3 separate regions of the Homo sapiens genome follow, and regions 1 and 2 are each linked to region 3. Evidence: chromatin contacts called from ENCODE Hi-C or POLR2A ChIA-PET data. All regions are on one chromosome and are shown on one strand. The core of a region is the stretch at or near the end of the contact, and the rest is flanking DNA. Distances in the headings are between cores, read along the strand shown. Region 1 holds the start of TGFB1 (transforming growth factor beta 1). Region 2 holds the start of DMAC2 (distal membrane arm assembly component 2). Region 3 holds the start of C19orf47 (chromosome 19 open reading frame 47).

The links. A loop is a pair of places that touch in the nucleus more often than their neighbours do. ChIA-PET counts read pairs that join two places held with the same protein, here RNA polymerase II (POLR2A). Pooled maps may share reads with other maps.
Region 1: a loop to region 3 is called in a pooled map, with 8 times the contacts of the local background. The contact joins the promoter of TGFB1 here to the promoter of C19orf47 in region 3. A Hi-C loop is called at or near these places in 1 of 168 maps with a recorded cell type or tissue (naive thymus-derived CD4-positive, alpha-beta T cell), 1 of 37 single-sample maps with no recorded cell type and 9 of 50 pooled maps. POLR2A ChIA-PET finds 5 or more read pairs at or near these places in 2 of 52 experiments (GM10248 and GM12878).
Region 2: a loop to region 3 is called in a map of CD4-positive, alpha-beta T cell, with 4 times the contacts of the local background. The contact joins the promoter of DMAC2 here to the promoter of C19orf47 in region 3. A Hi-C loop is called at or near these places in 1 of 168 maps with a recorded cell type or tissue (CD4-positive, alpha-beta T cell) and 7 of 50 pooled maps. POLR2A ChIA-PET finds 5 or more read pairs at or near these places in 1 of 52 experiments (CD8-positive, alpha-beta memory T cell).

What each region holds. Positions count from the first base shown.
Region 1 is chr19:41,352,672-41,355,371 of GRCh38, reverse strand. It overlaps TGFB1 (transforming growth factor beta 1), which reads left to right and starts at 1,450. Exons shown (of 7, transcript NM_000660.7): 1 at 1,450-2,682. The coding sequence starts at 2,328. B9D2 (B9 domain containing 2) reads left to right here. Exons shown (of 4, transcript NM_030578.4): 4 at 359-955. The coding sequence ends at 672. RefSeq lists enhancers at 573-1,074, 998-1,147 and silencers at 1,148-1,677, 1,828-1,897, 2,198-2,277, 2,438-2,700.
Region 2 is chr19:41,438,465-41,441,164 of GRCh38, reverse strand. DMAC2 (distal membrane arm assembly component 2) reads left to right here and starts at 1,253. Exons shown (of 6, transcript NM_018035.3): 1 at 1,253-1,283. The coding sequence starts at 1,266. RefSeq lists an enhancer at 1,349-1,518.
Region 3 is chr19:40,346,969-40,349,668 of GRCh38, reverse strand. C19orf47 (chromosome 19 open reading frame 47) reads left to right here and starts at 1,272. Exons shown (of 9, transcript NM_001256441.2): 1 at 1,272-1,345. It overlaps PLD3 (phospholipase D family member 3), which reads right to left and starts at 974. Exons shown (of 13, transcript NM_012268.4): 1 at 901-974. RefSeq lists an enhancer at 1,028-1,317 and a silencer at 1,308-1,397.

The DNA of each region.
Region 1 (2,700 bases), core at 201-2,700, 1.0 Mb before region 3:
GGCTGCCCTGACATGGGGTCATGGAGGAGGATAACACAGAGAGGAAATTCAGCAGAGGTCTGATTAGAAGGGCCTTGAATGTTGAAGAGGTTGGACTTTATACTGAGGGCACTGGGGAGCTATGGAAGGATCCTTAGCAGGGGAGTAACATGGATTTGGAAAGATCACTTTGGCTGCTGTGTGGGGATAGATAAGACGGTGGGAGCCTAGAAAGGAGGCTGGGTTGGAAACTCTGGGACAGAAACCCAGAGAGGAAAAGACTGGGCCTGGGGTCTCCAGTGAGTATCAGGGAGTGGGGAATCAGCAGGAGTCTGGTCCCCACCCATCCCTCCTTTCCCCTCTCTCTCCTTTCCTGCAGGCTGGCCCCGGCTCCATTTCCAGGTGTGGTCCCAGGACAGCTTTGGCCGCTGCCAGCTTGCAGGCTATGGATTTTGCCATGTGCCCAGTAGCCCGGGCACCCACCAGCTGGCCTGCCCCACGTGGCGGCCCCTGGGCAGTTGGCGAGAACAGTTGGCACGGGCTTTCGTGGGTGGTGGGCCGCAGCTGCTGCATGGGGACACCATCTACAGTGGGGCCGACCGCTATCGCCTGCACACAGCTGCTGGTGGCACCGTGCACCTGGAGATCGGCCTGCTGCTCCGCAACTTCGACCGCTACGGCGTGGAGTGCTGAGGGACTCTGCCTCCAACGTCACCACCATCCACACCCCGGACACCCAGTGATGGGGGAGGATGGCACAGTGGTCAAGAGCACAGACTCTAGAGACTGTCAGAGCTGACCCCAGCTAAGGCATGGCACCGCTTCTGTCCTTTCTAGGACCTCGGGGTCCCTCTGGGCCCAGTTTCCCTATCTGTAAATTGGGGACAGTAAATGTATGGGGTCGCAGGGTGTTGAGTGACAGGAGGCTGCTTAGCCACATGGGAGGTGCTCAGTAAAGGAGAGCAATTCTTACAGGTGTCTGCCTCCTGACCCTTCCATCCTTCAGGTGTCCTGTTGCCCCCTCCTCCCACTGACACCCTCCGGAGGCCCCCATGTTGACAGACCCTCTTCTCCTACCTTGTTTCCCAGCCTGACTCTCCTTCCGTTCTGGGTCCCCCTCCTCTGGTCGGCTCCCCTGTGTCTCATCCCCCGGATTAAGCCTTCTCCGCCTGGTCCTCTTTCTCTGGTGACCCACACCGCCCGCAAAGCCACAGCGCATCTGGATCACCCGCTTTGGTGGCGCTTGGCCGCCAGGAGGCAGCACCCTGTTTGCGGGGCGGAGCCGGGGTGCCCGCCCCCTTTCCCCCAGGGCTGAAGGGACCCCCCTCGGAGCCCGCCCACGCGAGATGAGGACGGTGGCCCAGCCCCCCCATGCCCTCCCCCTGGGGGCCGCCCCCGCTCCCGCCCCGTGCGCTTCCTGGGTGGGGCCGGGGGCGGCTTCAAAACCCCCTGCCGACCCAGCCGGTCCCCGCCGCCGCCGCCCTTCGCGCCCTGGGCCATCTCCCTCCCACCTCCCTCCGCGGAGCAGCCAGACAGCGAGGGCCCCGGCCGGGGGCAGGGGGGACGCCCCGTCCGGGGCACCCCCCCGGCTCTGAGCCGCCCGCGGGGCCGGCCTCGGCCCGGAGCGGAGGAAGGAGTCGCCGAGGAGCAGCCTGAGGCCCCAGAGTCTGAGACGAGCCGCCGCCGCCCCCGCCACTGCGGGGAGGAGGGGGAGGAGGAGCGGGAGGAGGGACGAGCTGGTCGGGAGAAGAGGAAAAAAACTTTTGAGACTTTTCCGTTGCCGCTGGGAGCCGGAGGCGCGGGGACCTCTTGGCGCGACGCTGCCCCGCGAGGAGGCAGGACTTGGGGACCCCAGACCGCCTCCCTTTGCCGCCGGGGACGCTTGCTCCCTCCCTGCCCCCTACACGGCGTCCCTCAGGCGCCCCCATTCCGGACCAGCCCTCGGGAGTCGCCGACCCGGCCTCCCGCAAAGACTTTTCCCCAGACCTCGGGCGCACCCCCTGCACGCCGCCTTCATCCCCGGCCTGTCTCCTGAGCCCCCGCGCATCCTAGACCCTTTCTCCTCCAGGAGACGGATCTCTCTCCGACCTGCCACAGATCCCCTATTCAAGACCACCCACCTTCTGGTACCAGATCGCGCCCATCTAGGTTATTTCCGTGGGATACTGAGACACCCCCGGTCCAAGCCTCCCCTCCACCACTGCGCCCTTCTCCCTGAGGACCTCAGCTTTCCCTCGAGGCCCTCCTACCTTTTGCCGGGAGACCCCCAGCCCCTGCAGGGGCGGGGCCTCCCCACCACACCAGCCCTGTTCGCGCTCTCGGCAGTGCCGGGGGGCGCCGCCTCCCCCATGCCGCCCTCCGGGCTGCGGCTGCTGCCGCTGCTGCTACCGCTGCTGTGGCTACTGGTGCTGACGCCTGGCCGGCCGGCCGCGGGACTATCCACCTGCAAGACTATCGACATGGAGCTGGTGAAGCGGAAGCGCATCGAGGCCATCCGCGGCCAGATCCTGTCCAAGCTGCGGCTCGCCAGCCCCCCGAGCCAGGGGGAGGTGCCGCCCGGCCCGCTGCCCGAGGCCGTGCTCGCCCTGTACAACAGCACCCGCGACCGGGTGGCCGGGGAGAGTGCAGAACCGGAGCCCGAGCCTGAGGCCGACTACTACGCCAAGGAGGTCACCCGCGTGCTAATGGTGGAAACCCACAACGGTGAGCTCGGAGGGGCAG
Region 2 (2,700 bases), core at 4-2,503, 1.1 Mb before region 3:
GGCCTGCACCGTCAGCCCCTGCCCACCTCTCAACCCAGTCTCCTATCTCTGTCTGCAAGCTGGTTCCCACCTCAAGGCCTCTCTGCTCTAGAGGCTACCTCTCCCTGCAGCGCTTTTCCCCTAGATCTTTGAATGGCTCTTTCCTTATCATTCACTTCTACTTCAATGTCACCTCTTCAGAGAGGCCTTTGCTGATGGCCCTACACCCAGTCACTTTTTTTTATCTGCTTCTCATCAAAATTGCCTTGCTGATTCCTTTGTTTCTTATTCATCCTCTCCCACATCCATCCTCTCCCAGCCCAGAATGTTGACTTCCTGAGAGAGGGACTGGGTCTGTCCTGCTCACCATGGTAACCTCGGCATCTAGAACAGTGCCTGCCATCACGTGGTAGGTGCTCAGTAAATATTCTTGGAACTAATGAATGAATAATTCTATCCACAAGACTTCACAATGGCTCTTCATGCTGCGATCTAGCTTTCAACTCCAAACTGGTCTTGAGATCTCACCTCAGTCTCTAACCTTGACATCTAACCTCTTCACCCACTCTCTTACCTGACCCTAATTTTTAAAAATGACGTGGTCAGCTTTTCAGCCCCCTCATTCCCTGTTTTTAGGAGGTAGTGAGTGGAAGCTGGAAGAATAAGAAAGCTTGGGGAGACTGCAATTGCAGTCAGGAAAGAAAGGTACTCTGCCGGGAAGAACACCCCATCTTCTCCTAGGGAAAGATTGTGGAGTCCTGGGGTTTGTTTTGTTTTTCAATTTTTTGTTTTAAGAGACAGCGTCTCGCTCTGTCACCCAGGCTGGAGTGCAGTGGCGCAATCACAGCTCACTGCAACTTCGACCTCCCCGGCTCAAGTGATCCCCCCGCCTCAGCCTCGTGAGTAGCTGGGACCACAGGCGTGCACCACCACGCCCGGCTAACATTTTATTTTTTGTGGATATAAGGTTGCCCTATTTCTTTGTGGAGATAAAGGCTCCCCTATGTTGCCCAGGCTGGTCTCGAACTCCTGGCTTCAAGCGATGCTTTCGCCTCGGCCTCCACAAAGTGCTGGGTTCACAGGTGCGTGAGCCCGACCTGTGTCTCGTTTTGAAGCTCAGGGAGAGGGCGCTGTGAGCAATCCCTAAACCCTTTAAGAGTAAAAAGTGCGTGCACCTTTAAGAGGACGGTTAGAAAACGCGGGGCGTGGCCACAGGAGAATAAGTTCGCGCTGAACCAGGAGCGTGGGATAAGACCGGCCCCTTCCGGTTACGAAACCTTAGCAAGATGGCGGCTCCCTGGGCGGTAAGTGACCGGAGTTCCTAGAGCCCCAAATTTGAAGTCCGCTCTACAGCCTCCGCATTCAGGGCCTCTGTTGGCGGCCACGAGAGCAGAAAGCCGTGAGGCAGCAGGCTAAGCCTGGCAAGCCCCGTACTGGGAGTGCAAACCTGTGGCTAGTGGGGGCCAGGAAGGATCTGTGAGGGTCGCAGGCGGAGGAGACGCTTTAGCGAGCGAGAGGAGGCAGGGACTTGGCTGAGAGTATCCAATGGGGATGAGGGAGTGGCTGCCGAAGAGCGACGCGACTAACCAATCAGAGGGAGGGATGACACAAGGAGCTAATGGACAGGCAAGGGTGGGGCCTGTAGGATAAGAGAGCTTGGAAGGGATTGTTCGAGGATGTGGGATTTGGTCTTAGAAGACCGAAGGATGAATGTAAGGAAAGTTAGTGGGAGATTGACGAATTTTTACAGAAAACTCAAAAGCATGATGGGTGGGGGAACCAAGAGGTCAATTTGGAGGTTCTAAGGGCATGATCTGGGTGAAATTAAGAGGAGAATTTGAGATATTCTTTCAGAGGATTTAAAATCAAGGAATGAATTTAGGGAAAATTAAAGAGGTTGGCAGCTTTAAACTTTTGAGGAAAATAAGGGTTTGGGTAAAATTATCGAGATAATTTGAAAAAAAAAAAGAATTTGGTTAAAGCAAAGAGAAATTGGGGTAGATTAAGAGGAGACCTTGAAAGCAAAATTGAAGAGTTTGGGGGCTTCTTCCCATTGGCCACACCCCTCGACTTTCTTACTCTCCTCTTCAAAGCTCATGCTTTTTATACCCTTCTCGGTTCAGGGGTGTCCAATCTTTTGGCTTCCCTGGGCCACGCTGTTCGAAGAAGAAGAATTGTCTTGGGCCACACATAAAATACACTAACCATAACTGATGAGCCAAAAAAAAAAAAAAAAAAATCACAAAAATATCCTCCTAATGTTTTAAGAAAGTTTGCATGTTTGTGTTGGGCTGCATGCAGGCGGCGGGTTGGACAAGCTTGGTTGGTTTTAGGGATTGCTCAGAGCACCCTCTCCTTGAGGTTTGGAGATAAGTTTTTAAGATTATATTCTGGGGAAAGAAAGAAGTCATTTGGGAAGACCCCAGCAGAAGAATTGGGTAATTAAGGGGCAAATCTGTGGAAAATTAAGAGGTCAAATAATGCAGGTTTTGAGTGATAAGGGTTTGGGGGAAAGTTAGAGGAAGAATTTAGGAAAATCAACAATATATGGCTAGTCGAGAAAATTTAGGGTTCACTAAGGGGAGGAGGAACTTGGAAAAAACATGGGGAAATTTTTGGAATCTCAAAGACAGTTTTGAAGTTTTGAAGGAAGAACTTAGGGTGAGTTGGGAAGCAGAGGGATTGAGGTTCATGGAGCAAGAACTGGGGGATCCAGCTCTG
Region 3 (2,700 bases), core at 23-2,522:
CATGGTTAATAACAATATTAGCCAAAAACACCATGTCAAGCTGAGCCTACCACAAGAATAAACTCACAGAATCGTCACACTCAGCCCTGATGTGGATGTCCCCGTGTGCATTTTGCAGATGAAGCTGGGATTGGAAAGGTGCCATAAGGCAGTCAAGGTATCCAGAGGTGTAGTGGTGGGGCTGGGATTCTGACACACCCCAGGTAATGGGCTGCAGTACCCCGTATGTTATGTGAGATGTGACACGGGGAAATGACGAAGACACGGAGGGAAGAAAAATAACTGTAAGGCTGGGTGGCTCCTTATGGGGAAAACTGGAAGCATGAGGAGTGGATGGTGACTGGTCAGAGGAACAGTGATGCCAAGGGAGGGACAAAGACACAAGGGGTAATGATGACGTAAGAGTTGCATTAGCGCGATTTAAGAAGAGCGATGGGGACAGTAGCCATGCGAAGGTGACTTGGGGGTATGATGAGGGTTTAAAGAGAAATGAGGATTTTATAAAGGAGAAATGGCAACAAAAGCAGGATGCAGGTAACATATGGCGATGACGAATTTAAAGGGAGCGATTACGACCTATGGTGGCAAAGAGGGCTTACAGGGAACGAAAGCGAGTTAAGGGCGTTGATGACAACAAGAGGAGTTGTGAGGATTTAAAGAGGGTGATGGCGACAGAAGGAGTTGTGAGGATTTAAGTGGGATGAGACAGAAGGAGAGGAATGGTGACATAAAGAGACCGAGGACGACATAAATTATAGCGTGGAAGACAACGCTATAATTATATATATTATATTCCATATATTATATTCCATATAATATATATTATATTCCATGCATTATAGCGTGGAAGACAACACGAGGAGGGTAGCCGAGGCGCCGCGCCCCCAGATCGCACAGTACCTGCACTCCACGTCTCCCACTCCGAGACCCAGCCCCACACGCACCTTCCAGGCTGTATCCCCGCCTGACGGCCCCTCCTAGCCGCGCGCAGGCGCACTACGGCTAGACTGCAGGCCGGCGGGGGCCAGGCATGCGCCTTTCTCATTGGCCGCGCCGCTTGCTAGCTTCGGGCGGAGGGGAGCGCCGGGCCGACGGTGGGCGGTCACGTGACGGTTACGACTGCACTCTCGCTGGTGTCGGTGGGCGGTCACGTGATGGTTATGGCCGCACTCTCGCTGGTGGCGGCCTGTTGGGGTAGAGCGGCCGCGGACGAGTCAGTTCAGCTTCCGGCGGTGAGAGGATGCTTCCGGGGCGGGCAGCCCGGGCCGGGGGAGGAGTGTCTGACAGTTGGCGCCGCCGGGAGGGAGGGCGGGCGGCGCGAGTGGGCGCGGGCCCGGTGGGCCAGGTGAGGCGCGGGCCGGGGGTGGTGGGACTGGGCCGGTTGCGGTAGGGACGGGTGGCGTCCGGGTGTCTGGACTCAGTTCGGGCTCCGTTGTACGGCTTCGGACTTACGATTTGTTTCTTTGAGCCTCAGTTTCCTCCCCTGTGGAATGGGGGTTAGAATCCGACTGTATCACCGGCTTTATAAATGGGAGTGAGAAGTCAGGTCGTGTACGTTGGATGCCTTAGCTCAGCGCCTCCGCATAACGCTCACTTCGTTACTATACTATTATTATTAGTATTGATGTTTGAGCGCTTAGTATGAAAAATTGTTGGGTTTGGAAGCCGTCGAATTTTGGTTCAAGTCCCGCTCCACTGTGCGGCAGTGGGGCCTGTGTCTTCGCTTCCTTGAACCCCGTTTTTTCTCATCTGTACAATGAGAGCAGATAGTCCCAATATCATAGGGTCGTCTTGAGGATTCTGATGAAATCTGTGTGTGTAAAGATTTTAAGCAGAGGGGCTGGCACAGTGAGAGCTCGTGGATTGGGACTATAATGATAATGATTCTGAGAGTCATTGGTGTAGCTGGGAATTCCAGGGAAGCTGGGGGAGAAAGCTCAGAGACAGCAATAGGAAAAACTTAGAATTGGAGCCGGGGAAATCGACATCCTGTCACTTACTATTTGACCAATTTTGCTGAGTCCTGAAGTACTAGTTTTTTTCTTTTTCTTGATAATGACTAGTGCATTTTTTTCCCCAGTAAGTTAATTTGAGAAGGCAAATTTGCATTGCTGTCTTCTTCTTTTTTTTTTCTTTGAGACGGAGTTTCGCTCTTGTTGCCCAGGCTGGAGTGCAATGGTGCAATTTCGTCTCACCGCAACCTCCGCTTCCTGGGTTCAAGGGATTCTCCTGCCTCAACCTTCCGAGTAGCTGGGATTACAGGCATGCGCCACCACGCCCGGCTAATTTTTTTTGTATTTTAGTAGAGACGGGGTTTCTGCATGTTGGTCAGGCTGGTCTCGAACTTCTGACTTCAGGTGATCTGCCCGCCTCTGCCTCCCAAAGTGCTGGGATTACAGGTGTGAGCCACCGTGCCCGGCGCATTGCTGTCTTCAATGGAAAACTAGCATTGCTGGCCATGAGAGGAAGGAAAAGTTCAGGTAAAATACAATGGAAACTGAACAGCCCATTACATTGTACACTGAAATGGAAAGATAATTGAAAAGGAATACTACGTATTCCCTTTGAATAGGGATACTGTTCAGAACCTGTACTGTGTGATTCCCTGTTGTCAGATCCCATGGACCCCCATTAAGTTGTCCTTATACTTGTTCCCAGCTCACACTTTGTATAAAACTAGCATTAAGTCAGTGACTGTCC